Linked DNA regions of Homo sapiens: region 2 is linked to region 1. A link is a loop called in an ENCODE intact Hi-C map of the cell type or tissue named here. Cell type or tissue: GM12878. All regions are shown on one strand. Each heading gives the region's core, and the rest is flanking DNA. Links, peaks and the distances in the headings are about the cores only.

Region 1 (15,266 bases), core at 3,325-11,324:
CACCAAGTCCTCTGGGGCAATAAGTGAAGGCTACACATTAAGATGTGGTATGTGTCTTGAGACTTGAAGAATTAATACAATATTGTCATGTGGACAAATAGAGAACACTGTGGATAAAGATAGTTGTGTGTCACCCATTTCCCATTACCACCCTCCCCCACAAAAGAAGCAGGATGCATGCCAGAACTTGTTCTCTTAGAGAAATGGTGAAGTCACTGAGTATGATAAGGCATAGTATCCAAGGCAGCAGGGAGTGGGGTGGTGATGGTGCTTGAATAGAGGAAGGACAGGCCACACTCCATCATGAAATGTGTTACCAACACTCCATGATAAAGACCGAGGATTTACTCCCATAGAAAATGCAGGAGATCATCATGAAAATGAGCTGTCATTTTTCAGTTGCATTTGCAACATCTATACATTAGGAGGAAGGGTAGGTGTAATGATTGAATTAGGAGACAGACAACCCAGAAAATTATTGAAAAAAAATTTTGTGAAAGGTAACTACACTTGAAATAAAGATAGTTTGTTTCTGGCCATAAAGAATGTGACTATGTATAATAAAATGTCAACCTCTTTTAGTTTATTATATTTTCCCTAGGACTGGAAGATAAATGTAAAGAAGTTAGATTTTATTTTTGACTTTTTAAATAATAAATGGTGAATCACTTATTATTTCAACAGTGTGTTTTCTGTTGAACCATTTTCATCCTCATATGCTGTTACCAAAGTTTTCAATATTTGATCCTCAGAGTCTTACCGAGAAGGTCATTCTGGACTACCCACTATATAGGTGAATATTGGTACTAAGGTATCTGATTTCCTGTCATCAAATTTCCATAGAACTATATAGACAAGGGAGCCTAATGATGAGAACACGTGGACACATAGAGGGCAACAACACACACTGAGGCTTTTTAGAGGGTGGAGGGAGGAGAAGAAAAAATCACTAATGGGTATTAGGCTTAACACCTGTGTGATGAAATAATCTGTAAAACAAACCCCCATGACACAAGTTTACATATGCAACAAACCGGAACATGTACGCCTGAACTTAAAAGTTTTAAAAAAGTATGTACCTTGTTCTATGAGTGAAATTGAAATGATAGCATATCTGTTAGAATTCTAAAAACATTGAGATCACCTAGTCAAATGCCTTCCCTATGGCTAATAAGGAAATGAGGACAAGTTAAGTAATGAGAACTATTAGAAGACTGAAGTAAATGGAACAACTATATTTTCTTGACTAATTTTTATATTGTCAAGTTAAATACAATCATGATGTTTCATACATAGTGACTTAGAAAATTGTGATAATAAATTAAAAGTTCAAATATTTAAGTAATTGTTAGGCAGACATAATTCTAGTATAAAGAAGATTAAAAAATTACTAATGATCTACACATTTTTATTAATGTATTTACTACATACACATTCATCTCACAAATTTAATATTACATTTTTCATTTACAAAACAATCAAATGGGAGTGAGTTTACTTATATTCATTTGTTCCATAAGTTAGAGTCTGATATCTGACAATTTACTAAAAAAGCAAATCTATGCCATCATCTATGTATGAGAAATACACTAATCTACTTAGAAAGTACATATAATTTGTTTCTGATTTACAAATTATTAAGTGCTTCTTCCAAGAAAAAATTTTAAGTGATATTTTTCACATATATCGAGAATATTAGCACATTTACTACCACTGGAAATGATTTATATGTAAAAATAGTGATTGACAGTTTATAAATCATAGGGCTGTTGAAAAACTTCCAAAATTGTGATGATGCTAAATTTTGTTCTGTTGGCTGTTAACTCTTTGATGGTACACTCTAAAGCCTTGACAGATTCTGTCTACCTTAAGGGCAGGATTTGATCCCCCTTCTTTATATTACATCTTCCTATCAGATATTGGCCAAATCCAGTCCACCAAGGCAGTTTGGTTTTTCTATTTCTCTAAATCTACATGGCTAAGTGGGTACCTAGACTGAGGGTGGGTGAGTTTGGGCTTCCTTTTTTCTAAATAGCCCTCTGAAAAATACACTGAATAGACCTATTTCAAAATTAGGGTAAGTAAAGAGCCCCAGATTACATGGAAAGCCTAAACTCCATGATACATTTCAATTTTTTTTTCGATACCTACTTATTGTGCTAGTGAAGTAACTCATAAAGTATAACTCCTTTCTGATAACATTTGTAGTGTGTACAGTGCACTTAGGAATCCTGTAAATAATAGAATTGAATGGCAGGGCAGAATTTGGTGATATCTGTTACCTGCCACCACTATCATAATAATACCAAAATGCCATATTGCACCTCCTAATTATGTATTTTTTTCTAATCACAACGTTAACGGCAAAATATTACCAATCAGCAACACTCTTTGTGCTGTTTTATCATCTGTCCTGTATATTGTTTATAAATTGACATCTTTTTGCAGGAATCAGGAGTACCAGAGAGAGACCTTGGGGTGTATACAGGAGGATATCTTTATTGAGTGCACTCAGACTCAGCTGACTTAACATCCAGAGATTGGGCCCCAACAAAGACAGCACTTGACTTTCATACACACTTTCCAAAAGGGGTGGGCTAACTTGATGTAGGCTTACAGTGGCATGAAAGCAGAGATACAGAGGGAGAACAATTAATCAAATTGTGATAGTTCATAACTCGGGATTACACATGACTGTTGCTTTGCAACCTAGATGTCTGTTATCTAGGTTTTGCTCAAAAGAGCCTTGCACTGGTTTGCCTTATAACCTTCACTAGGTGCCCAGACAGCTGTAGTTCAGGCCTTCTCAGGCGTCTCATGACCTTCGCAGTACCTTTTAGACAAAACAGAATACTTGAAGTTACTAGTTACAGAGAACAAGAATCTATAAAGTCATACCATAAAACAAAGGAAAATTTGTTTTTCTTCTCCCTATGTTGAAGGAGTTTTGGGAGGGTCTACAGACCACATTTTTTTGGTGCATCTCCTGGCTTTTTAGACAGTAGTATCAGGACTTTCCCTGGGTCTGGGCTGCACCCGTTGCTGCGTCTGGGACAAGTTAGCCTAATACAGGAAAGCTTATTTCTCTTTTTAATTTTGTTTTTCTTTCTTTCTTTCTTTCTTTCTTTTTCTTTCTTTCTTTCTCTTTCTTTCTTTCTTTCTTTCTTTCTTTCTTTCTTTCTTTCTTTCTTTCTTTCTTTCTTTCTTTCTTTCTTTCTTTCCCATCTCATCTTCCCCTTTGATGCCTCCTGTAAATGGAATTCAATAGAAGGCATCACTATCATTTAATTCCTCATTACAAGTCAGTTCTTCTCTGTTTGGTACGGGTTGATACTTGTTTAGAGCCATCAGTGGAGTGGAGGTGGTTCTGTTAACGATGGATTCTGTGATTGATTGGATGTTTCTGATGAGGAGGCCTAAGAGGCAAGGGAACATTAAGCAACCTTTTAATATAGCCAACACTACCCCTACTGTTTTAAAACCACCAAAGGATGAAAACCAACCTCCTAAGAGGGAATCTGGAGACCATCTGGGTTCCAGGTCTGAACTGGGACATGAGCTATCTTCCACATCCTGGCAGCTATTTCTATGATGGCTTTCCTGTTATCATTAATTTCTAGGCAGCAATTCATCAGGCTCAACTTTCCACATAATCCTTCTTTTTGGGCTAGGAGGCAGTCTGAAGCCAGTCTATTCTAATAGATGGTGATCCTTATTTCTGTGGCTTGCTGGGCCAGCAAGTCTAACATATTTGCTGTCTCATTAGTGATGATTTCAAGTACCACCTGCAACCTTATGATGTGATTAAGCATGTAAATAGGGGTACAGTACCCCCTGACCTATCTTGTGCCCAGGTACCTATAGTATGTATGGTATAATAAAGTCTTAATTACTGTGTTTCTTTTTTTTTTTTTTTTTTTTTGAGACGGAGTCTCGCTCTGTCGCCCAGGCTGGAGTACAGTGGCACGATCTCGGCTCACTGCAAGCTCCGCCTTCCGGGTTCACGCCATTCTCCTGCCTCAGCCTCCCAAGTAGCTGGGACTACAGGCGCCCGCCACTACGCCCGGCTAATTTTTTGTATTTTTAGTAGAGACGGGGTTTCACCGTTTTAGCCGGGATGGTCTCGATCTCCTGACCTCGTGATCCGCCCGCCTCGGCCTCCCAAAGTGCTGGGATTACAGGCGTGAGCAATTACTGTGTTTCTTATCCATGTAGTGTGCATGCAGTGACGGCATCCTAATACGGGTCCTCCTTCTAGCATAGATATGGGGATCAGCACAAACAAAGCAAACAGTAGCATTCTTACAGCCAGCATGAACAGTAAAGGCATTTAGGGGGTTGGTTAAACAATAGCACAAGAGCAATATAATGAATAATACAAAGAAGATTACTGGGCCTAAGATTTCTGGCCACATTTATTCATCTGATGACGATTCTTCAAGCTTCGGCCGTGCATAGACTAGTCAGTTCTTGGTGTGACTAGAGCAGGGCTTGCTATTTTCTCAAGCTTCCACCATGCATAGACTGGTCATCTTCCAGAGTGACCAGAGCAGTGCTGTTGTCATCTCCACTGGCAATGTGGTCTCATTGCAGGATCATTCGGGTCAGATGGTCTATGTCCTGCTGGTTGGTCCACTGGTCCTGGGCTGATAATTTCAGCTGACTGTGGTGGATCCAAGGCACGATACCTGCAATTTTAACAACAGTGGGAGTGGACAAGATCACAATATGGGGCCCGTCCCATATGGGGCTCAGAATAGTTGGAGTCTATTTCTTAACCTAAACAAAGTCTTCAGGTTTGAAAGGGTGTACTGGGTCTGCCAGACTTATAGGCATTCTTTCCTGCGCTTAGCCATATACTTTTTGCATGGCCATATCTAAAGCCTGCATTTGCCTTCTTAAAGTTAGTTTTTGTAGCTCACGGAGATTACCTTTAATCTGACTTATGATTGGGGGTGGCTGGCTGAACAAAATCTCATTGGGCAAATACCCAGTGTGGTTTGTTTTGTGGGGGTGCACCTGACTTGGAGAAAGACCATGGGCAAGACCTGGTCCCACCTCAGATGAGTTTCCTGACAAAATTTCTTCAGCAGCTGCTTGAGTATCTGGTTCATGTGCTCCATCTTTACTGAGCACTGAGGCTGGTAGACTGGATGCAACTTCCATTTTATTTTTAACAGTCGAGTTAAGTCCTGAACGATTTCAGCCACAAATGCCAGTCCATTATCTGAACCCAAAGTTAGGGGCAGTCCAAATCTGGGAATAATGTCTCTTAACAATACCTTCATCAACTCTCATGCCTTCTCTGTCCTGACGGAGAAGGCCATGACCCATCCTGAAAAGGTACAGACAAGCACCAAAATGTACCTATAGACCCCTGCTTGGGGCAATTCGGAGAAGTCCATAAGCAGGTTTTCACAGGGCATAGCTCCTTTTTCCTGAATTCCCGGGGGCTGAGTGGGCCCTTTTCAGGGGTTGTTTTGGGCACAAGTTAAACGCTGTTTACAAATGGCTCAAGTAATAGCGGTGAGCCATTGCACATAGAAATGACACCCTAATCATGTCTCTAGCACCGTTTTTCTCATGTGAGTTCCTTGGAACTGTTTTGCAAATCTGGGGGCCAAGATTTCAGGTATGGCTAGCCTCCCATTGGAGAATTTCCACCATCTTCCTTCAACGTAATTCCCATTTTCCTGGGCAAATCAAGCCCTTTTATTTGGAGTGTAGCTTGGGGTCCCTGGAAGGGGAATCTCCAGGAGGAGAGGCATAGCTAAGGCTTCTTCTTTAGAATAGAAGGTGGAGTTGCCATTGCAGCTTGCTTTGCCTCTTTGTCTGCCTTTCTGTTTCCTTTAGCCTCTAATGTTCCTGCCTTTTGCCTACAGTGCATTACTGCTACCTGTTTGGGGGCCCATACCACATCCAGGAGCCGTAGAATTTCTTCATTACACTTTATTTCTTTACCTCCAGGAGTTAAGAGTCTTTTTTCTTTGTAAATAGCCCCATGAACATGCAAAGTGGCAAAAGCATATTTAGAGTCTGTGTAAATATTTGCCTTCTGGTCTTTTGCTAGCCAGAGAGCTCTTATAAGACCTATCAGCTTTGCTTTCTGAGAGGCAGTTCCTGTAGACAAAGACTGTGCCTCTACTGCTGAGTCCAAAGTCACCACTGCATACCCAGTTTGGTGGACTCCCTCTAGTATGAAGCTGCTCCCATCAGTAAAATATTCAATGTCCAGGTCTCCGAGGGGCCGATCTGTCAGATCTCTCTGGCTTGAGAACACTTCATCTACCACATCCACTCAGCAATGAAGGGGGCTTCCTGGCACTGATTCAATGGGGAGCAAGGTAGCTGGGTTTAGGGTACTCACAGTCTCTAAAGTTACACAGGGATTATCACATAGGAGCCCTTGGTATTGAGTTATTCTCGGATTCGAAAACCAATGGTGCCCCCTTTGGTCCATCAAAGTTATAACTGAGTGCAGTAGCTGGATTGTCACTTGCTGTCCTAAAGTCAGCTTATTAGCTTCCTGTGCCAGCCGAGCAGTGATAGCTAGTGTCTTAAAACAAAGACTCCATCCAGGTGCCACAGAATTCAATTGCCTGGATAGGTATGCCACCGGGTGATGCCACAATCCTATGGCTTGAGTTAGAACTCTTACGGCCATTCCCTTTTGCTCATGGACATATAAAAAGAAAGGCTTAGTTAGATCTGGCAGTCCTAAAGTTGGGGCCTGAGTCAAGGCTTCTTTGATTTCCTTAAAGGCCTTCTCCTGGTCAGCCTCCCAGAGGAGGAGCTCCTTTTTCCCCTCTTTGTGGCTTCATATAATGGCTTAGCCATGAGCGAGAAATTTGGGATCCAGATGCAGCAGGACCCTGCTGGCCCTAGGAACTCTCTTGTCACCGGGTGGTTGGAGTAGGAAGTGTACAAATGGTCTGCTTCTGTTCACTACCAAGCCATCTTTTCCTTTGGCTTATATAGAAGCCTAAATACTGGTCACTTTCAGAGCAGATTTGAGACTTGTTCCCTGACACTTTATATCCTGCCTTCCATAGCAAGTGCAGGAGGTCTTGGGTCCCCTCGAAGCAGTCCTCTCAGGTCGGGGCTGCTAGAAGAAGATCATCAATGTACTGGAGCAAGACACAGTCACTGTTTGGTGGGGTGTATGCTTTAAGGTCTGAGGCCTGTGCCTCTTCAAAGATTGTAGGAGAGTTTTTAAATCCTTGTGGGAGTCTTGTCCAAGTGTACTGTGATTTACCCCATTGAAAAGCAAAAATAGGCTCATTAATTGGTGCAAGCCAGAGACGGAAAAATGTATCCTTTAAATCTAGGACTGTAAATCAAGTGGCACTTGCTGGAATATGTCCCATTAAAGTATATGGGTTTGGCACCACTGGGTGGATGGTCACCGTGGCCTAGTTTTCCACACACAAATTCTGTACTGGTCTATATTCACCAGACGGCTTCCGCACTGGCAAGAGAGGGGTGTTCCATGGTGACTGGCATTTGACTATGATTCCATGTTTATGAAGACTCTAAATATTTGCGGACACCCAGTATGGCCTCAGGGAGTAGCAGGTACTGTTGGACCTGAACTGGATTTTAACTCTACCACCACTGGTGCCTGACTTACAGCCAGTCCAGGTGGGTTACTATCAGCCCAAACTCTGGGAATTTTAGTAAGCAACCCAGGCATTTCATTTACTCTTGGTTCCAGAGTCTTTTTTGCATATAGCCTCTATTCTTCAGCCTATGGTACAGTACGGGTTAACATCATAGCCTCCGGGTGAGGTAGATTTAAAGTTACATTCCCTTGTGGCCCAAATGTAATCTGTACCTGCAGTTTTTGAAGTAGGTCTCTTCCCAGCAAAGGAACAGAACCATTTGGGATGAGAATTCAGGTTGGACTTCTCATCCTCCTATAACACACCTCTTTGACCAACCGATGGGCCTCTTTTCAGAGACTCCAGTGGCTCCCACAATAGTTGCACAGTTCTTGGATAGTGGCCCTATAGGTTGGGTCACTACTGAGTGTTTAGCTCTGGTGTCTACCATAAAGTCCATTAGCTGGCCTCTAACTTCCAATCTGGCCATGGGCTTCTCAGGGCCCAAAGAGAAGCAGCCTGGTCTGTCCTAGTCCTCATATCCTTCAGCCCCTGCCAGTCTGATCAGATCAGTGCCTGGTTTCTCCTGGGTGTGGCAGCCCCTGGCTGGTGGCCTTCCTGTACGATGGCCCTGACCCTTCTCCTTATTATTATTCTCTGGACACTCATCCTTCCAGTGTCCTTGTCTTTTGCACTGTGCACACTGATCTCTTTCCAACCTGGGCCTGCTCTCAAATCCCTGTCCATACTGGCTTCTTCCATGCCCACTTCCATGCCCACATCACGCCACCTTGCAAAGCCAGCTTCCCTCCCTGTGAGAGCTGCTGCCAGCCAATCAGCCTTTTTCTTAAGCCTTTGATTAGCCTCTGTCTTTGCCTCCTGATCTCCGTTAATGTACAACTTGTGGCCACTTCAATAAACTGAATAGCATTCATGCCTGCAAAACCTTCCATTTTCTGCAATTTTTGCCTGATATCCCCCTGGGCCTGCTCTACAAATGCCGTGTTCAGCATGTGCTGGCCTCACTAAGTCTTTTATAAAACTGGCTGGGGCTTTCATATGCACCCTGAAGCACCTATGAGATTTTTCCCTATATTGATTGCCTTTCTCCCGCCTTCCCTTAAACTTTGCAGGAGTGCCTTTTGGTATCTGGGCAGCTGCTGTAGTTGGGCTGCCTCATTTGGGTCCTAGTCGGGGTCCTCTTGTTTCCCAGAAAGGCATTTGCATAGCCCAAACATGACCTGACTGGAGACAAGTTTGCTTTATTTTCCTAGCATTTCACCTTAACTTCCTGGAGTGAGGGCTCAGATTTTTCCATCTCAGGTGAGACTGGGGCATGTATCCCTTTGAGCTTGACTCCTCAGAGGCAGTAACTCTGGGTAAAGGTGGGTAGATTGGAGCATATGGAGGAAGGGTCTCTTCCCTCCAGTGGTTCTTGCAAAACTGGGTTTTCCTGTGGCTTTCTTTTTGTCTCTGTGTTTGCCAGAGAAGATTTCACTTTCAGCTCAGCTCAGGCTACAAGCTCCTGTGACTTTCCCTTTAACTCTGTTTTCACTTTGTCTTTGTAGCTGCCAGCACAGCTGATTACTCTCGGCTTGAACTGCGAGCATTCTGCAATAAGCTGCTAAACAGGGCTGCATTCAGCCATGAGTTAATATAAGGAAATTTGGTCTGAATGCCCTGACTGTCCTCTGACTCCGGTCACCACCTTAAACACAGGGCCAATTGTGTCCCTATCTATAAGTACATTTGGCCAGCCAGCCAACACCAAAAGAGGGCTATTCTAATTCACAGAGAGCTCTCAGCATTCAGTGGGTTAACTTGACTCCCTAACCACCACCCCCTCCACCACAAAGCCTTTCTTAAAGTTCTTTAACATGAATTCCAATGGGGTGGGTTTTGAGGATTTTCCTCCCATTTCCTGCCAGTTACAACACAGCACATTCACCTTTCCTTTCATTTTAGACCAGTCGGACCCGGTTGTTCCTACACTTTGCTCAGATAGATGCTGGGATTGTTTCAAGGTCTGAGCTTTTGTAATAGTGCTGTTATGAATATGGATGTGCAAATATCCCTTTGAGATCCTGATTTTAATTCTTATGGATAAATATCCAGAAGAGGGATTGCTGCATCATATGGTAATCTTACGTTAAATATTTTGAGAAACCTCCATACTGTTTTCAGTAGTGTCAATTTTTTAAACAAACCTCATCACTCAGTTCCTTTGGAAGGAGGTATGTGCCACAAGATACATTTCCTCTATTATTAATGCACAGTCATGCAAGTGTGCGTGTGTGTGTGTGTAGCAGGACAAGCCACAGGCAAAACTTCTCAGACACCGAGTTGTAGAAGGAAGGGCTTTATTCAGCTGGGAGCATCAGCAAGCTACTGCCTTAAAATCTGAGCTCCCCAAATACACAATTTCTGTCCCTTTTAAGGGCTCACAACACTGAAGATTTCACATGAAAAGTTCATGATTGATTTGAGCAAGCAGGTGGTGCATGACAGGGGCTGCACGCACTGGTGGTCAGAGAGAAACAGAACAGGGCAGGGAGTTTCACCATGTTCTTCTATACAATGTCTGGAATTTATGAATAACATCAGTTTCTAAGTCATGAGTTGATTTTTAACTACTAGGTTTAAGCCAGGCAGGCCCAGGGCTGGTTTTGGGCATGGTGCTGGGCTGCCTGTCTTTGATTTCACTTATTTGTTTTTTTCTTAAAACAGGTACTGAGGATAAAACAATATAAAATAATATGAGAGGGTCTTTCTCTTCCTTCATTCCCCCCTTTTGAGACTCTCACTTTTTATTAGCGGGAGTTCTCACTCTTATTTTTGTTACTTATGTCTTTTTGTGCAACAGATTGATAGTGATTTATATAGTACACTTGTGCTGAAGCACTTTGGTGAACTAAGGTAGCGATGAAGCTTTTTATCATTTGAAGAAGTACAGGTAGGAAACAAAGGAGCGGTAAGTAGGTTCTTAATTACTATTATTACTCTTATTATAAGAGTTTTAAATCTTCCTATTGCTGGGAACTAATTTTTAAACATGGCTTCCAGATTGTGTCCGTGCCACACTTGCATGGGTACATGTGCCAGTTTTGTTATGTCTTTAACTATATCCTCAACTACTTGTCCTTGATCATCTATGTGTAGACAACAATTAGTAAGGTTAAATTTTCTACAAACTTTTCTTTCAGCTGCTAGCAAGTAGTCGAGAACTAGTCTATTTTGATAGATCGCATTTCTCATCAGAGTCTCTTGACGGGCAAGAACAGTCAAGGCTTGATCGGTTTTATTAGTAATAATTTCTAAAACAGCTTGTAACCGTATGATTCGGTTGAGCATTTAGATGGGGGTCTAGTATCTTCATGAGCCATCTTGTGCCCAAGTGGCAGGTCCATAGTATTGTATGATTTTTTCAGGGGGCCATTTATTATCTTTTTAATCACCTATGGCTGTGCTTCCTTTTTTGTGGGAAGCATAGACTGGGAAGCCTAGAAGTTTACCTGTTTTTATGGGCAGTAAGAAGAAAGAAGGCTTAATGGTGCCAATTGCACAGCTACCTCTCCACTGATCAGGCAGCTTAGCATAAGCTCTGTGTCTACATATCTAGTATAACCTGGTGGGGACCATCCAGTCCTGGTAGAATTCTGGGTGGGCCTAAACAGTATGCAACTTTGGAAATTTACTGAATGGATTTCTTTCTGTGTAATTGGAACTCCACCATGTAACTGTTTTTGTGGTACTATTATAGAGCTTTTGTCTAAGACAGCTAAGCTGCCTTACAGGATGAGCGAATCCTTTTCTTTCTTTAGATATGCAATACTGTCTAATAATTGAGACTTTTAGAACCTAGAGATGATCAGGGTGATTCTTTTGGTCTGGGAATTCATCAGGAACTGGGTCTTTAGGAACTAATTCTGGGGCTTCCCATGGCCATTGATCTCCTGTTACGGTTTTTCCACAAACATAACGTGAAGTGACTTGTAGAGACTGGGCTATGTGTTCGGCTAATTGCAAAAACAAATTTTTAGTTTTTCCTGGAATCTCGGGTACTGGCACATTTAGTTCATCATAGAAAGTCTGAAATACTGGTTCTGGATAGTGTTCTTGAACTTCTTCTTTTATTAGGATGCTTACACTAGGATCTAGTCTTTTTCTGTTAATGTCTAATGTTACATATTTTTCTTTATTTTACTTTGGGTCTGAGGGGTTTGTGATTATCAATTTTAAAAGGTTGCAGCTCCTACTCATGCAGGAGGGGAGGGGCTGACCTTTTTTTTTTTTTGGAGTCAAACAGGATCCTTTTTATCTTTTTTTAAGTAGTCTAAATGACACAAGACCAGTATTAACACATCTCACAAAAATATGATTCTTGACAGATATACTTATTTTTTTACTGTGTAACTAGTTTTTCAATTTAGAGAACCACATCTTATCTCATGCTGCTTACTATTAATAGCAGCACAAGTGCCAAATTTTAAGATTACGTTTTTGGGGACCTTTCTTTTTTTTTTTTTTTTTTTTTTTTTTTTAGCTATTACTTTACTTCTGTCACTTAGAAAAGGATCAGTCCTTAATCATGGGAGGCTTACAGTGAGTCATAACACGCATCAGGCTGGTCACTTCCTGGATTACATACTTTGTACTGAGTGTTATTGTACAAACAAGTTCCTTTTGGAGTTCCTAGGCATTCATAATAACTATAAAATAATAGGACTGTAGCAATCTTTTTTCCTACCTCAGTGACTTGATGTATATACTGGGAACAGCCCTCAGTCTGAGGAAGTTCAGCTGAAGTCCTTAATGTACAAGTCCAAATTTTAAGGAAAATGAGTCCTGCGATGAGTTTCCTCATGCTTCAGCCGTGCGTGGACCAGTCAGCTTCTGGGTGTGACTGGAGCAGGGCTTGTAGTCTTCTTCAGAGTCACTTTGCAGGGGTTGGTGACGCTGCTCCTATCTACATACAACTCCTAGTCTACTGATGGTTAAGGATTGTCTCGGAGGTTGGGCCTACTAGAATAAACTGAGTCCAGCACCTCTAAACAGTTATGTTTAACTAGGCTCTCTGATACCAGGAGTAAGGTGGCAGGGTTAGGGTGTTGCAAACTTCAATGGTTATGTGGGGATTTTCACAGAGCAAGCTTTGGTATCTACTTAGTGTAACATTTATTAGCTAATGGTGTCCTTTAGTATTTATTAAAATCACCACAGCATGGGGAGACTTTATGTTTAGGTTTTGTCTAAGAGTTAGCTTATCTGCTTCTTGTGGTAACAGGGCCATTGCTGCCAGGGCCCTTGGACATGGGGGCCAGCCTTTGGAAACCCTGTCTTTTTGTTTTGAGAGATAGGCCACTGGCCTTGGCCAGTGCCCCACAGTCTGAGTTAAAACTCCAACTGCCATTTTTTTCTTTTCTGACACACAGACTTCACAGAGTCAGGTCAGGTAACCTCAGGGCTGGGGCCGACATGAGTTTTTTTTTTTTTAACTCATGAAAAGCTCTTTGCTGTTGGTTGTAATAGATGTAGTTTATCTAATCTACATTTTTATTCACTGTCATCTACCAAAATATTGACTTAAATCCTGTAGCTATTTGATTTCAAGCTTTAAATTGATCTGGTATTCCTTGCGGGGCTCTAATTGCATCTAAATAGATATGAGAGTTGGAAGACCTATAAGGGGCTTCTCTCGCTTTATGATATCTTATTATTTTCTTTTCTTCCTCTGGTTGATGAAATGCCAGGATGAAAGGGATAGCCAAATGGACTAAAGCACAAGTGCCACTCTACTTATTCAGCAGAGTACCTAGTAAAGGTCCACCACAATACCACCACACATCTGCTCGGGGATGAACAACGGCTGACTGATTGATAACCTTTCGAAAATTCTTAAGCTCACTGCATCCTTTCAGGTCTCTAAGGAATGCTGTCTCCTCCCTGCTGTGAGAGACACGAAGTGAACTTAGTGTTGGGAGATGGAAGCTGGATGGCCCTCGGAGGCTGACCCACAGGGACTTCAGGATATAGCAGAGAGAGCTTGGCATGACTTATTACTCCAGGCTGTAGAATCCTGGAAAAGAGTTACCATGCAGCCTACGCCTGGTCAACTGGAGGACCACTGTAGTGGAAAGGGGACAATTAGGGCCTCTGGCCTGCCATGTGCACAAGCATAACAATTGCTTTTGTTTAACGTGCAGATGGAATATTTGATCTATTTCAACCAGGCATTTGCATCTTGGTATGCTGTCTTAATTGCCAAAGTTTTTTTTAAGTCTTTAACTTCTGTGATCTTCTAGTAAAATGAATGTTTCCTTTAGCACCAATTTGTATTAGTTTTTAGACCAAAGAAAGCTAAACACCATTTCATATTTAATAATGCTTCTTGTATGATTTTTATACCAGATAAGCTAAATTTTACCTTTATATTAGTATGCTATTAATATTAAACTTAATTTTAATAAAACCTTGAAGACATATTTATCTAATTTTTCATGTTTGACCATAAGGTAAGATTTTATAGACTCTTTTTAACCTTTTATAATTTTTGTTAAAGAGCAGGTTGATGCTTTAAGAAAAAAAACCTGTTGCATTTTTACTTTTATGTCTAGTTCGCAGAAAAACTGGATGATATCTTTTTAACTTTAGCTAATATGTTTACACACAGACTTTTCTTTACAATTAATGTTTTAAAACTTGCTTAAACTTTTAAAACAATAATTTTTTTAACCTTTTAATGTAGGTAAAAATCCACATTTTTATGCCTCCTTATAATCTTTTTACCAAAGGTATGTTTTACTTTTTTATACACTTTGCACATAAACTGTTTCTTCAATAGTACTCAAGAGGCCAAATTACTTTTAAATTATAAAACCTTTTTGCATAAATTTTTATAACTTTTTTTCACGACTTCCACTGACAATTCTTCAACATGTCTCAACTTTTTGACTTATTACAAACATTTTTTTCTTGAAACAACCAATTTATTTCAGAACAAGAATTTACCATATAACACTCTTTTTACGTAAATTTTGCCTCCCCTTCTTTTTTTTTTTTTTTTTTTTTTTGAAGATAACCATTTCTTTTTTTTTAAGCAAACTTTTTTGATGTCTTTGGACTAGACTGTCTAAGGCCACAAGATTAGAATTTACCATAATATGTGTTACACTGTTAACTTTTAGCAAACTTCACTTTTGTTGAAAACCTTGTAAGTTTGGGATTTCAATTATCCTTTGCTATTAATAAGACCTTGTTTAGTCTAAATTAACTTAGAATTGGTATAGATGGCCTTTTTTTTCTCTCTGCTGGTCTTTCCTTGCCTCTGCCAGCTGCTTATGCTGCTGTTCTCTTAACTACTGTTGGGGGGGAAGGGGTCTAAAGACAGCTGTAACTGTCTATGTATGGAAACTGGTCTTGGTGCCTTGGTTTACAGGTTACTTTGTGTCATACCTTTGAAACAAGGGACCTGTCCAGGCTTCCTTCTGATGTCCAACCTACCTCTAATGCTGGCCAGTCTATTTCACACAAAGCTCTAAGTTTTCCTGGAGTCATAGTGACTCCATAGTCTCCATTAAATCCTTTCTTGAAATTCTTTAACATAGTTCTCAGTGGGGTGGGCTTACTTTGCACCTGATCCATGTTTTTTCGAGGCAAAACACCACG
Region 2 (15,266 bases), core at 3,378-11,377, 63 kb before region 1:
TTTTTTCTGATTATAAATTATTAAGCACTGTTTCCAAGAAAAAAATTCAAATGACATTTATCACATATATCCAGAATAATATCACATTTGCTACCATTGGAAATTATTTAAATGTAGAAAAGACTGATTGTCAGTTCATTAATAATAGGGCTGTTGAAAATATTCCAAAATCGCGATGATGCTAAATTTCATTCTGCTGGCTCTTAACTCTTCAATGGCACAATCCAAAGCATTGACAGCAGTGGTTTATATGGTCTGCTATAGCTAAGCCATGTAGTACATGCCTAGTACCAACATGTGGTACTGATGTTGGAATTACCAAGCAAACTTCATAAACTAGAGTATAATCTAGCAATCAAGCAATCTTCATAAACTAGAGTATAATCTACAAGTTTTAACATCTACTTGCTATCTGATTTTTAAAGGTAACTACACATTTGCATCAAAAAATTAGTATAGGTGATTATAAGAATGCTATACAGGATATAAAACTAAAAATTGCTTTATAAATATTAAAATATCAAAGTTGTGTTGTACATGTTAGAAAGCTGGTTATTACTATATTGTATGGTGGAAGAAGCATCTGAACCTCTCTCCCTGCCTGGTTTCCTTCTGCACTGTATGCGATGCTCTTTTAGTTTAGCAGTTCTTAGATGGCTTGTGAACAGAGGGCTTTCTGTATCTGGGGTTATTTCCTTGGTGTATCAGAAGAATGGGATTGTCTTGGGCTTGAAGAATGAGTGCAAGGTTTTATTGAGTAGAAGTAGTTCTCAGCACATGGGGGAGCCAGAAAGGGGACGGTTTTCCCCTGGAGTCAGGCTTCTCTCCAATCACTCCAGCAAAACTCCACGTTGTTCTGCCAGTTGATGACCTGCCTGCATGCTCACCTGGACGTCCTCTTGACGTCCAGCTGTTTGTTTCTTCTTCCGCTAATCCACTCCTCTTGACGTCCAGCCACTTGTGTGCTTGCCTTCTAGAGTCTCAGGGTTTTTTATAGGTACATGATGGGGGCACGGCAGGGCAGTGTGGTCTTGGGAAATGCAACATTTGGGCATAAGAGCGGGAGTGCCTGTCCTCACCTAGGTCCCTGGGCACATGTCAAGGGTGGAGCTCTTGCCAGGGACCCACTCTTCTCCTCCCTGCAGTTCCCTGCCTCTCTTCCATATCACTTTATTTGTCCTCCTCCTCCTCCTCCTCCTCTTCCTCCACCTCCTCCTCCTCCTTCTTCAGGACAGGGTCGCATTGTGTTTCTGAAGTTGGAATGTAGTGGTGCAATCATAACTCACTTCAACCTCAAATTACTGGGCTCAATCAATCCTCCTGCCTCAGATTCCTGAGTAACTAACACTATAGGCATTACACCACCATGTCCTGCTATTTTTTTTTTTTTTTTTTTAAGAAATGGGCTGTCTCTAAGTCATCTAGTTTAGTATCAAACTCTTGGGCTCAAGGGATTCTCCCACTTAGGCCTCACAAAGTGCTGGTATTATAGGCATGAGCCACTGTGACTCGCCTTGACTCCTGCTTATATCCCCCTTCTTTCTCAGATGGGAGGTAGCATCAATATACATGTTAGAAGCAAAGTCCTTTGGGGGCACATTTTATACTGCACAGGATCTACCTTAGATCCCCCTCCTTTCTGTTACTTCTTTCTTTCAGACATTGGCAAAGTCCAGTCTTAAGGCAGTTTGGTTTTTCCATTTCTCTAAATCTACCTGGCTGAGTGGGTACTTAGACTCATGAAGGTGAGCCTTCAGTCTCCATTCTCTGAATATCCCTCTGAACAACATACTGAATAGGACTATTTCAAAATTAAGGGAGGTAAAAAGGCCCAGATTACATGGGAAGCCTAAACTCCATGATATATTTCAGATTTTTTTCAATACGTACTTCTTGTTATTGTGCTAGTAAAGTTACCCATTAATACATAACTCCTTTATGATAACATTCGTAGTGTGAACCCCTCAGTAATCCTGTAAACAAAAGTACTAAATGACAGGGTAGAATTTGTTGATATCTGTCACCTGCCTCCAATATCATGATAATACCAAAATGTCACACTGCACCTCTTCATTACCATTCTTTTTTGTTCTTATAAATTCAAGTTATCATTTGGTGTCATTATTTTTTTCAAATTATAAATTGCTTATAACTATTCATATTAAGCAGAATTTCTGTATCATCCATAATGTTAGTACAGTAACTGAAACACAAAGAAGAAATAAGAGGTGGATGGGAATGCTCTTGGTGTGTGAACTGATATGCTCTAAGGTTTCTCTCTTTTTGTATGCGTCTCCCACAGGCAAGTATCAGTTCTCTCTCTCTCTTTTTTTTTTTTTAAGATGAAATTTCACTCTTGTTGCCCAGGCTGGGGTCCAATGGTGCAGACTGGGCTCACTGCAACCTCTGCCCTCTGCCTCCCAGGTTCAAGCAAGTCTCTTGCCTCAGCCTCCTACGTAGCTGGGATTACAGGCATCCACCACCATGCCTGAGTAATTTTTTGTATTTTTAGTAGAGACTGGGTTTCTCCATGTTGGCAAGACTGGTCTCAAACTGCTGAACTCAGGTGATCCACCCGCCTCGGCCTTCAGTTCAGTTTTTGAAGGAGAGTAGACTATCCAAGATTCATTTATTATTAGGTGTATTTTCCAAAGTGTGAAAAAACAGGAGTAAATTCAATAATGAGTATTTGCAATCCAAAACCATTTAATACAATCAAGAATATCTTATCTATTATCATAAACATCCCAGTTGCCTCCTTCTAAAAATTTCTTTCAAATATTAAGACACAATTATTCTACCTTATTAATTCTCTCAAAAGCAAAAATAAATATGTACCATTCAGCATACAAAAGTTACACAGTAAAAGTCAAAGTGTATATATATATATATATATATATATATATATATATATATATATATATATATGGTTGTTAATTGGCCCACTCATTAAATTTACATTTGGTCATCCTTACTCTTAACATGTATATATAAATGTAGGTCACTACAAATTAGAAAAAAATACTTCCACACAATACATGCTTTCTTCATGATATCTTAACCTCATTCAGTTCTCAATCATTGCAAACTTTGATAAACCCACAGTTTGTTGGACAGTTAACATACAAGGCAAACATCACAAATTTCACTAAAAATCTGGGCCAACTCATTGTTTATTTGCCCCCTGAAATGAAAAATAAATTAGAATTGAAGCAGTGTATTGCCGTAACTTACTTTGAAGGTAAATGGGTTCTCCCATATATACAGAACTTAGATTGAAGACCTTGCTGGTAAACTTCAATACAAGGGCTTTTAAAGAGAATTTAATCTTAAACCTTGAGACAGCATAGGACAAACCCTATAAAATTCACTTTCTTTTTCAAAATAAAAAATCCTTTTGAAACTTAATATCTTCAGTTATCAATAGTACTACATTATAAAGCTAGTTTATACAATCCTGCATAGCATTGGTCAAAATGATAAGTCACAATAAAAAAAAATTAAAGCGTTTTACAAACAAGTGAAGTCATTGAAAATAATTTAAGGCCTTGAAGTGAATTAATCAGTCTAACTTAAAGCTGAAGAATAAACCATTAATTATCCATCTGAAATGCAAGCAATATGATTTTTTAGCTTCTGTTCTGTGGACCAAATAACAGAAACAACTCTTCCTTATGGTTTATGGTTTATTTTTAGAATCCTTCTAGACTTGAATGACTAAAAGTCAATTCCATTTTTCAACTGTTCACGGAAGATTTAGGACTGTTTTAGCCGTGTGTGTGGAATGCCAAACTGTGGACACTGTGCAGATGCTAGTGCTCAGAAGGCTTCTGCTGCTAAGTAAGGGTGAGACTGAATCATGGACTTCCACCTTGATGTTTCCATTACATTGGTTGCTTGGTTGCTGTTTCAGTTTTTCTAATCTTTACACCCAAGTTGTTGAAGTACACTGCACCTATTAATAATGTCTATGGCTTTTGCTTTCAACTGTTTTGCAACATGAAAATCTGCAAGGACAAGGGTATCAGCAACATTTTCTACTGAGGGATTACTACACAAAGCTTCCTCACACAAGACCTTCAGCTGTTCCCAGTGCATGTTTGTCTGCACCTGCCAACAAGTTGTCAGCCATTTTGTCAAGGTTTAATCCTTTCACTGTGTTAAGGAATCTCACCATTTCTTTAAAAACATCAGGGTCTAAATCATTTATTTCCACTCAATTCTTTATGCTTTCTTCCATTTCATGTTCAAACATGGCATTAAAAACTAGGGATTCAGGTACAAGCAGATTTATGAGCTTTAAATTCTTGTCCTCTCACTAAAAAACTGCAGTCTATAAATCTTGTGTTTTCCCAGAGATTACCTCAGTCTTCTCCTAGTCGACCCTCAGGCATCTTGAAAGTATTTGTATTAGTATGTCCTGATTTGTTTACTGAATCTTGGATCACACTCATCTTGTAAAATAATGTAAGCTTGTCATCTGGTCAAAGACTATTAGCTTCGTCAAGCAAAAGGTCTCTTCTAATGAATTTTTAAAAATCCCAGCCCTTCCCTTGCACAAATTGATATGCTCTTTTGCTTTCCATTGCTTTTGTTTCTTCCCTTTTAGCATTCAGAAGGGAACATTTGAATTTTGCTCACACTTCACTTTTGGGGCATCTGACTAAAAGCAAATATAAGGACCAAGTAGTCTTTACTTTCATTATCTAATGCTTTTGGGTTTACCCTCAGACACCATTTCATTTTGTCATTTGGGCCAGGTGAAAATTTGGAACTTTTTAACGCCTCACCCATTTCCTCTTGACAAAAACTGAAGTTATTAATTGTCTATGTGTTCAACATTTTACTATTTTGATCTGTGTATAACACTAGCTTTCTACTATGGGACAAGAAGACTTATCTCTAGTTAGAGGTGGGGCAGGTTCCTGAGACATTACCAGTTTATTGCATTCTTTTAGGATTTATGTAATACCCTACAGAGTTGAGTACCTTACCTTAGATATCTCAGAGCATTAGTGTTTGATTTTCCCCAGGAGCATGGTTCAGAAGGGCCACCCTCATGTATTCTCAATGCCTGGACTTGCCCTGGCTGCATCAGCTGTGAGAAGCTGAGGCTGTGCTGGAGGCAGCAGGGTTAATGGCGGCAAGTCCCTGTGGAGGCACCTTCACCAACCCACATTCCTCCTCCCCTGCCCTCTATCCTTCCCTATCTCTCTCTCCTCTTGGTGTCATTCCTTACTGCAATAGAGTTTTGCATCCACATACCTCCTTACTGCTGTTATTGACAAATATATTACATATGTATAAGTTAAATGTTCAGCATTACAAATACGTGTATATGCTTTACACACTTGCTTCTTAAATTTATTAAGAAAGTTGAATAAATATGAATTTATATTATCTGTTAAAATTACATAATTATTCAGGTGTACTTTTTTATTATGTGGAGTTGCACTGCTTTCTGTGTTTATTTACTTTTAGCCTGGAAAACTTTCTTTAGAATTTATTGTGAGACAGATTAGTTAGCAATAACTTCCTGTTTTTGTTTGTTTAGAAATGTATTTATTTCACCATTAATTTTTAAAGATGATTTTGTAGTATAAAGAAATTTTGGTTGGCAGTTTTTTCTTTCATTACTTTGAATATGGCATAGCACTGCCTTAGGGGCAGCATTTTTTCTGATGAGTAGTCAGCTATTAATGTTACCTGAGTTCCCTTATATATGGTTACTTGTTTTTGTTTTTATGCCTTATAATTTTCTTCCTTTAGTTTTCAACCTATTATTATTGCGTCTCTGTTTGGATCTTTTTGTGTTTACTCTAAACTAAGGATTTATAGAACCTCTGAAATTTGTAAATTAGTGTTTTTAAGATAGTTTATGGGACGTTTTGGGGCATTATTTTTGAATATTTTCCAGTGAATCTTTCCCTTCTTCATGTGGTACTCCTACTTTGCATATGTTAGTGTGCTTAAGTGTGTCCCAAAAGTCTATAAGGCTCTGTTTATTTCTCTTCATTCTTTGTTTCCCTGTTCTTTGGATTATATAATCTCTATTGATCTCTCTTCAGCATTTTTTGGCCCTTATTTTTCTTCCTCAAATATGAAACAGAATCCTGCTTGTGCATTGTCTATTTCTGTTATTATATTTTCATTTCAGTATGTTCACTTGGTTCTTTGAAAAATATATAACTTCTATTTATTTCTATATATTCTCGATTGAATGTGACATTGTCATTATACCTTAATTTTCAGCTTTATATGTGATTTCCTTTAGGTCTTTGAGTATATTTATAATGTGTAATTTAAAGTTTTGCCTACTAAATCTACAACTCATCTTTTTTTTTTTTTTTTTTTTTTTTGACAGAGTCTCACTCTATTGCCCAGGCTGGAGTGCTGTGGTATGATCTTGACTCACTGCAATCTCCACCTCCCGGGTTCAAGCAATTCTCCTGTCCCAGCATGCCAAGTAGCTGGGATTATAGGCATGCACCACCAGGCCTGGATAATTTTGTATTTTTAGTAGACGAGGTTTCACCATGTTGGCCAAGCTGGTCTTGAACTCCTGACCTCAGGCCATCCTCCCAACTTGACCTCCCCAAGTGCTGGAATTACAGGTGTGAGCCTCTGCATCCAACCCAACTCATCCCTTTCACAGGCATATTTTATTGCTTATTTTCCCCATATAGCGGTCCCATTTTCCTATTTCTTTATACACCTGTTAAAATTTGTTAAACCCTCAATATTTTAGATAATATATTATAGTTACTCTGGAAATTATACCCCCATCTTCTTTTAATTCTAATTGTTAACTTGTTTGGTGAGGAGATGGATTATTTTAATGAAGTCTCTTTACCTTGCAGTGTTATTTCCTTGGTGTTTCTACTCAGAAAGTGCACCCTTGGTCATTTTCACAAACCCTTGAATAACAGTGGTTTTAATAGGAACACTCTTTGACTCTTTTCTGTTTTTTTGTTTGTTTGTTTGTTTTACATGCTCAGTCTACCTCTTAATCTTCACAAATTATTAGCTGATTGATCTTTTTCTTTTGGTGTTGCCCTTAGGGCATAAATTACTTCATAGTCTGATCTAATAGCATTTAGGCACTTTTGCCTTGATAGATTCTGAGGCATTTCAGGGTGATATGAACACAGGAAACACTGTTCTTTTTCTATCTTTATCTTTTTTTTCTGATTAATTAGCTTTTTTATGGTCTCATTTGCATTACTCATGAAATTACCAACTTCTTTAACTGTTACCAAAAAACCCTTCATATTTTGACAACATGCTTAGGCTTGAATTTCCTTCACATTCTTTCATATAAAGTGAGTTACTCTCATGAAAGCTTTAGAACTCTTTGTTTAATGGTCTGCCTCTTTCCTTGGGAAAAAAGTATCATCAACCTTTGCTCCAGAGCTAGGGGCACTTGCAGGGGCACACTTCTGTTTGTGCCACTAAGAGTAAGGTGCTAGCCTATAGTCTTAATTTGCTTCTTCTCTCATGGAACCTCCATCCTATAAAAGAACTACGGTAATGACTATTTGGTACTCGTTCTTAGTATGCTGTGTCTGAGTAAAACTGTGTTTTGACAATGGCTAAATGAAAGAAGTGAAACTTTTTTCGCCTCTCTTGCCAGAAATTTAGCCTCTGTAACACATAGATGAGGTGTCTGTGTGTGAAAAATTTAAGAAGCTTATTCCCTCCCAAAAAGATAATATAGCCCTCTTGTAGTAGTTTCACAGAGGGTTAGTCCAGTGGTCTTGTCTCCGCCAGCTTGCAGTAAAATTTCTGTCGCACTGAGGGAGGGTAGGCTAGCAAACAAGTCATTGTTTAATGCCACAAGCTCTTGCTGTTTTAAACAACCCTTAGTGTGTTCCTTAATAAATGTTTATTTGCTGCTTGTTTTGAGGGCAATTCCCAGTATATTGTTAAATTTGTTAATTAATTTTATTTTTTAAACCCTTTCTCTGTTTGCCCAGATAATACTTGCTGGCAGTACTTGCAGATGCAGCATTTACCTCGAGATAATTTTGTCACAAAATATCTAGCTTTTATTATTATTTTTTCATTGATTTAGCATACCAACTTTGGAAACAGAAAAAACACATTCAATATTTAGCATTCTATTGTATGAGTGCTATTTCCATTTACAAAATATAGACATTTTCGATCGTTGAAGATGTCAAATCCTGGAAAATATAGCAGGATGTTAACGTTGTTCTCGAGAAGTTGTTGGCTGAAGATTAATTTGATAAATTCAGTTTTTCTAAAATAGATGATTCAGATGATTCTGATGTTAGCTCTGTTTAGAAATAACTCCAAGAAGAGTTTTTATAATGTATGTTCACACTGAAAATGAGTCAGATTTGTTTCAGCCTCAAAGAGTGTATTTATGTAAAATTAGATGAGTGCTGGCTGTGAGTTGCACTATTTTTTTTTTTTTCCTAAACTGGAAAATGGTGAGGAGATGTGGTTTCACAAATTTTCCCAGGCTGGCCTTGAACTCCTGGGCTCAAGTAATCCTCCTTCCTCAGCCTCCTGAGTAGCTGGGAATATAGGTGCATGCCACTGCAGTCAACTTCTCCTAATATCATTAAGTAGTTGTCTCTAAAAACAATTCTCACTATTTATTCTTGTTACATTTTGGAGCTGATTCATTTTATGCTACCAATCTCGAATTGGCTAGGGACATGTTTTCTTCTAAAATGTCTGTCTACCTTCATGTCATAAGTTTGTTCTGCCTCAGCATTCGTTTTTAGGCTTAACATGAGTTGTTTAAGACCTAGTCATAGCTTGTCACTTTTGGCTTTGTTATAACTTCCCTTCCTTGTGTAGTTGTTTGAGATAGAGTCTACTTGTTTCTCACCCTAATGACCCAGAAATGCAATATATCACAGAGGTGATGACCATGATATAACCTATTGATCAATACCAGAGTCATATAATAATTTTCCCCTTCATGTGTATTCCCTTAATCCAGCCATTCTTCTACTCCTGCAGAGAAGCCTAGGAAATAATATCCATGGTCCTTAATAAAAGCTCTCCCACGGGGTTCCCCCTTCCACTTCCAGACAGCTGATTGAGCTCTCTGCCACCTCTGGACTTTCTGTCAGTTTCTTATCATCATCCCTAACGTCACTTAGGAACTATGAGTAATACATTTCTTCTATTTTATGCATTTTGTTCTTCCTTTCTCATTTCAATATATTTTACCTGACTCATATATCTGAAACTCATTTCCTCACCTCCATCAGAGCTTTCCAGGATCTTGGTTTATGGCCATTCTCAAGAAAGAGACTTCAATATAAAATTGGAAAGAACTCATAACAATATAAATCACAACACCTCTGAATATGTTTAATAACAGAGCAATTAGAAACAAAAGTTTAATTTTATACATCATAGAATTACTATTTAGAAACAAATAGGACATGTTAGAAGTAAGAAAAAATAAAACACTTTGTTGAAGTTATATACCTATTTGGATTTTTTTAAAAGCATTACCCAATAGGCTATAGAATGATGCCAACACATAATGCCAGGTTGCAAGGCATGGAGAATGGGAGAATGTGACATGACTGTCTAATGGGTATAAAGCTCCCTTTTGAAGTGAAAAAATTACTTTGGATCTAGATAGTAGTGGTACTGGCAAATGTGCTAAACGCCAATGAATAATGCACATTAAATGGTTTAATTGTATAATTTTGTGGTGTAAAATTCCTATATCAATTATTCTTTAAATAAACAAGTGGCTGACCAGATTTGACCAAGAGACCATAGTTTGTCAGCCCTTGGTTTATGCTACAAATTTAATTCCCATATGCTTGAAATAGTAAATGCTGTCATTTTAATCATTTACATTAGAAACATGGCATGTTTTGAAACTATAATATATTATGCAATTATATGAACACTAAAATTATTATTGTGGAATTTTTTTATTTGTCTAATCAGAGTATTGCAAATTTTATTTTGCTGTACACACAATTGTTAGTGCTTTGCAATATTAATGACTTCGTTCTTTCAGCAACCCCATGATATTGATAATGCGATGACAACTATTGCCATTTCATTGGTGAGGGAGCTGAGGCAAATGAAGTCTCCGTAATTTGTTGAACCCCACGTCATCATATAGTGGTTTCTAAGACTTGAATCAAGGCCATCTGGATCCAGAGTGCGAGCTCTTAACCACCATGTTATGTTGACTCTCTTACTCTGGGTGCAGATATTTTCAAAGTGTAGTATCACAGTTTCCCACTCATGTAGTTATATATTAATTGTAATTTTATTATAAATTTATAATTTAAAATATGTGGAATAGTTATTCCAGGTATGTATCACTGCATAACAAACAGTTTCCAAATGTGGGGCCTTAAAACAACTGTAATCATTTTATTGTCACCTCTCAGAGTCTCTGTGTTAGGTGGGCTCAGTTGTGTGTTCCTTCCACAGAGTTTCTTAGGTAGCTACTTTTCTATGGTGCCTGGGTCTATAATTATCTGAAGATCATTCACTTACATACTTAGTGATTTATGTTGAAAGTCTCAGAGTGCTAGTGGGCTACCAGGATTTCTTAGGCATATATTTATGTCTCTACAAAATTGTCATTTGTTATGGGGACTACAGATTGAGTTGTTGAGTAATAGTGAGAGAAAAAAAGACAAGAAAAGAAGAAACAGAAAGAGAGAAAGAGAAACAGAGAGAGAACATGCTGTGTTTCCACCAGAGCTTTGAATGTTTAGTTGCATTATTTCCATTACATTCTTTGTGTTGAGACAGCTACAAAGTTTGCCAAACTTCAAAGGGAGGGGATATTACTTGATAGGAAAATTGTCAATGGATTTATAGTCATGTCTCAAAATAACAACAAATATAATCTTCCTGAGAAGGCAGAAGTTATTAAACTATTGTATGATTCATAAAATATTAAAAATAGTTAAAGAAAAAATATTAAAATTACATGAATTTAGATTTCTACAATTATTGCAATTTTTAAACATTGTATCGTATTTATTCATACATTTTTTAAAAATAGAACAAATGTCCTAAAAACAAGCTACAAGTGGATAAAAGAGCTGATATATGAGAAACATTATCAAGTTTTTGAATGACACTAGCGAATTAATAATATGATATTACATTTTGGAACTTCCTGTCTTGAATTAATGTGTTTATTCCACAAATTAAATTTTAAATCTCATAATTAATACATGAAAATGTTGTGTAAAGTTAAACATTGCAGATTTGTATAGAATAAAAATTTAAATTCTCATCCTTGGAATTACACGTATTTTTCGAGATTCTTTCTTCTTTGTACTAGCTTACATATATTTTATTACAAAAAATACTTATTTGTTTTTCTGGAAACTACTTTTTCTGTTTCGTAATGTGATAATCAGCCTGTTCTCTGCAATGGCTACATTCAAACATTTGTTGGAGGTACACGTGTTCATTGACTGAAAGCCATTTAAGTGCTGGAGAAATTTAGTTCATTCATGTGCTTATATGCAAGGATTTCTGCATGACAGATCTCTATATATAAAACTTCAGTTTCAAATGGCATATTTACATTTTATTTGAGTGTTATTTCAAATTATACTCCCTCAAAAATAGATTTCTCAGGTTTTTATGGGGTGCAAATCTTCTCTATGGCATTAATTTGTTGGTATTAATTCTATTTTTGTGAGCGTCAGTAGCTTTTTAGTCTTTTATATCTTATTGGCCATTTTTACTTTGTATTGCTTCTTCATATTTTCATCAATTTTTTATTAGATTGTCTGTTTTGGTTGGTGATTTGTAGTTCTCACTGAACAATGGATACCAATCTTTTGTTATGTGTGTTATAGGATAGGTTTTATGTGAATTAATTCAGGTTTATAAGCATAAGACAACATTATTAATCTTTGACACTATATAAGTTCTGTTTTTCTTTATATCTGTATTAATTCCTGGATGAATTGTATGAAATTTTCTATAATTTCTCTATCTTGTCAATGTTTTAGTGTGTATGTGTTTATATATTACATGATTTATCTATGTGTATAAAATTATAAATATACATATATATTTGTTTTTAATCAAACCTTACCCTGGAGAATATTTTTTGTGAGAATTGGTTAATGGTAAGAACTTTTAGTGACAAAGACAAGTAGATTTCTGTCAATCTGGACTAGTTTGATCATAAAGTGCTTCCCTGATGTGTAGATTAAAGGAGATTTATGACTTGATTTATCTATTTTCCACAAAATTTATAAACTTTTTTTATGCTTTGTATATATTTTTAACATGCTAAAAATTTATATGTCCATATTATATTTATAGGAGGGATGAATCAAAAGGCTTTGTGGAAAATAAAAAAAAATGATTATAGTTATGTAGAATAATAATAATTATTTCAAGCTGTCTTCAAAATACACATTGAATTTCACAACATATCCATTAGCTAGTTAATTGATGCTGTGTCTTGTTTTAAAAGAAATGGACATGTATATGTACATGTATGTTGAGCAAGATTGAAAATTCACTAAGTCCCTTTAAAGTGCAATTTCTATATTATCACAACCTAAAATTAAGGACTTACAATTGTTATTAAAGGTCAAAAATGATAATAAAACCCATATGAAACTTAGGATTGTTTTTTCTCATTCTGCTAAGAATGATGATGATATTTTAATGAGAATTGAATTGGATTTATATATTTCTTTTGGCAATATGCTCATTTTCACAAAATTGATTCTACCCATCCATGAGCATGGGCTGTATTTCCATTTGTTTCTGTCATCTATGACTTTTTTGAGCAAAATTTTGTATTTTTCTTTGTAGAGACCTTTCACATTCTTGGTTAGGTATATTTCTAAGGTTTTTTTTTTTTTTTTTTTTTTTTTGCAGCTATTGTGAAAATGGATGAGTTGTTATTTGATTCTCAGCTTTGAACCCCGCATAGCCAAAGCAAGACTAAGAAAAAGAACAAATCTGGGGGCATCACATTGTAATGCCTAAGGTTCTTGCCTAGCCACACCAAAAACTGGTGCGGCAGCTGACCACGGCAAGTGATAGAGACCCGGACCGAGAATGAGCAGTAGGTTTTATCGAGCAGAACAAGAGTACAAAGCTTCCAGAGTGTGGAAGGGGTCCCGAAAGTGTAGGCAGAGTTGGATTATACGATTGCCTTTTAAACTCTTTAAGGTAAGAAATATGTGCAGCGGGTAGATGTTACCAGATGAGAAACAAAGACAATTAACTCTTTGTAACATGTCTTAGATCTTGAGGAAAACCAGAATTGCAACTTAGGTTTTATCTACTTTATGACCTTGCAGCTGTATGGCAAAGGAGACAGGATCTTATGGGACTTTACAAAGGATGTTTACAAGGAACTGGAATTAGGAGTATAGATAAGGCCCACTGGTTACAGAAAAACAGGCAGTTAACATTTCTTTCACTTTAGTTTTCGGGAATGGGGAAGGGAGAGAGGAAGAGAGGACACAGGGAAACTTACAGCAAAATTTTCATTGTTTATAGCTTTCTTGGGGAAGAAAACACATGCACAAATCCTGGTGTTAGGAATATTTTAAGCATTTATCTTCAATATTATTCATCCAGGATCGAAGTAAGTCCTCCTGCAGTAAATGAGTGAGTTTCACAGCTTTCTGAGTCCATACTTGACCCAGGAAGCCCAGCTGGCACCTCCTCTCTACATTACCCATCATGTTAAAAGGCATATTCAAAGTTACCAAAACAACATGGTATCGGTATAAAAGCAGGCATGTAGATCAATGGAACAGAATAGAGAATCCAGAAATAAAGCCAAATACTTACAGCTAACTGATCTTTGACAAAGCAAACGAAAACATAAAGTGGGGAAATGACACCCTATTCAACAAACGGGGCTGAAATAATTGGCAATCCACACGTAGAAGAATGAAACTGCATCTTTGTCTCTCACCTTATAAAAATCAACTCAAGATGGATCACATAATGAAATCTAAACCTTAAACAATAAAAAATTCTAGAAGGTAACATTTCAAAAACTCTTCTAGACATTGGGTTAGGTAAAAACATCATGACCAAAAATCCAAAAGCAAATGCAACTAAAACAAAGATAAACAGTTGTGATTTAATTAAACTAAAAAGCTTCTGCCAGCAAAAGAAATAATCAGTTGTGTAAATAGACAACTCACAGAGTAATTGAAAATATTCAGGAAGTATGCATCTGACAAAGGACAAATGTCCAGAGTCTACAAAGAACTAAAACAAATCCACAAGAGAAAAACAAAACCGTTCAAAAAGTAGGCTAAGGTAATAAATAGACAATTCTTAAAAGAAGATATATAATTGGCCAACACGTATGAAAAAATACTCAACTTCACTATCAGTAAAATGCAAATCAAAAGCACAATGCAATACTGAGAGGTGACAGCATGCTGGCAGTCCTCAGAGCCCTTGCTTGCTTTCGGCACCTCCTCTGCCTGGGCTCCCACTTTGGTGGCACTTGAGGAGCCCTTCATCCCACCACTGCACTGTGGGAGCCCCTTTCTGGGCTGGCCAAGGCCAGAGCCGGCTCCCTCAGCTTGCAGTGAGGTGTGGAGGGAGAGGTGCGAGCGGGAACCAGGGCTGCGTGCAGTGCTTGTGGGCCAGCTGGAGTTCCGGGTGGGCGTGGGCTTGGCCGGCCTCGCACTCGGAGCAGCCGGCCGGCCTTGCCGGCCCGGGAAGTGAGGGGCTTAGCACCCGGGCCAGCGGCTGCGGAGGGTGTACTGGGTCCCCCAGCAGTGCCCGCCCACTGGCGCTGCGCTCGATTTCTCACTGGGCCTTAGCTGCCTTCCTGCAGGGCAGGGCTGGGGACCTGCAGCCCGCCATGCCTGAGCTTCCCACCCCCACCATGGGCTCCTGTGCAGCCCAAGCCTCCCCGACGAGTGCCGCCCCCTGCTCAAGGGCGCCCAGTCCCATCCATCGCCCAAGGGCTGAGGAGTGCAAGCGCATGGCGCAGGACTGGCAGGCAGGCAGCTCCACCTGCGACCCCAGTGTGGGATCCACTGGGTGAAGCCAGCTGGGCTCCTGAGTCTGGTGGGGACGTGGAGAGTCTTTATGTCTAGCTCAGGGATTATAAACACACCAATCAACACCCTGTGTTTAGCTCAAGGTTTGTGAGTGCACCAATTGACACTCTGTATCTAGCTGCTCTGGTAGGGCCTTGGAGAACCTTTATGTCTAGCTCAGGGATTGTAAACACACCAATCAGCACCTTGTGTTTAGCTCAGGGTTTGTGAGTGCAC

Evidence for each region. Peaks named below come from ENCODE experiments on the same cell type or tissue, not always from the same donor. Only the 100,000 strongest peaks of a DNase experiment are listed, where the experiment ranks them.
Region 2: a loop joins it to region 1, with 1.9 times the contacts of the local background. A loop is called at or near these places in 2 of 110 quality-filtered maps.

What each region holds. Positions count from the first base shown.
Region 1 is chr4:69,051,975-69,067,240 of GRCh38, reverse strand. It overlaps LOC105377265 (a long non-coding RNA gene), which reads left to right and starts at 5,986. Exons shown (of 5, transcript XR_001741714.2): 1 at 5,986-8,924; 2 at 10,465-10,572. It also overlaps a transcript of UGT2B7 not described here. RefSeq lists silencers at 12,145-12,194, 12,543-12,743. In GM12878, for the core only: a CTCF peak has its summit at 6,461; DNase peaks (open chromatin) are centred at 9,160 and 10,051; H3K4me3 peaks cover 1,025 bases; H3K27ac peaks cover 896 bases.
Region 2 is chr4:69,114,942-69,130,207 of GRCh38, reverse strand. It overlaps the pseudogene SPOPLP1. Among named protein-coding and RNA genes, the nearest start is that of UGT2B7, 26 kb to the right of the region's middle. In GM12878, for the core only: no CTCF peak of the experiment used is centred there; a DNase peak (open chromatin) is centred at 3,953.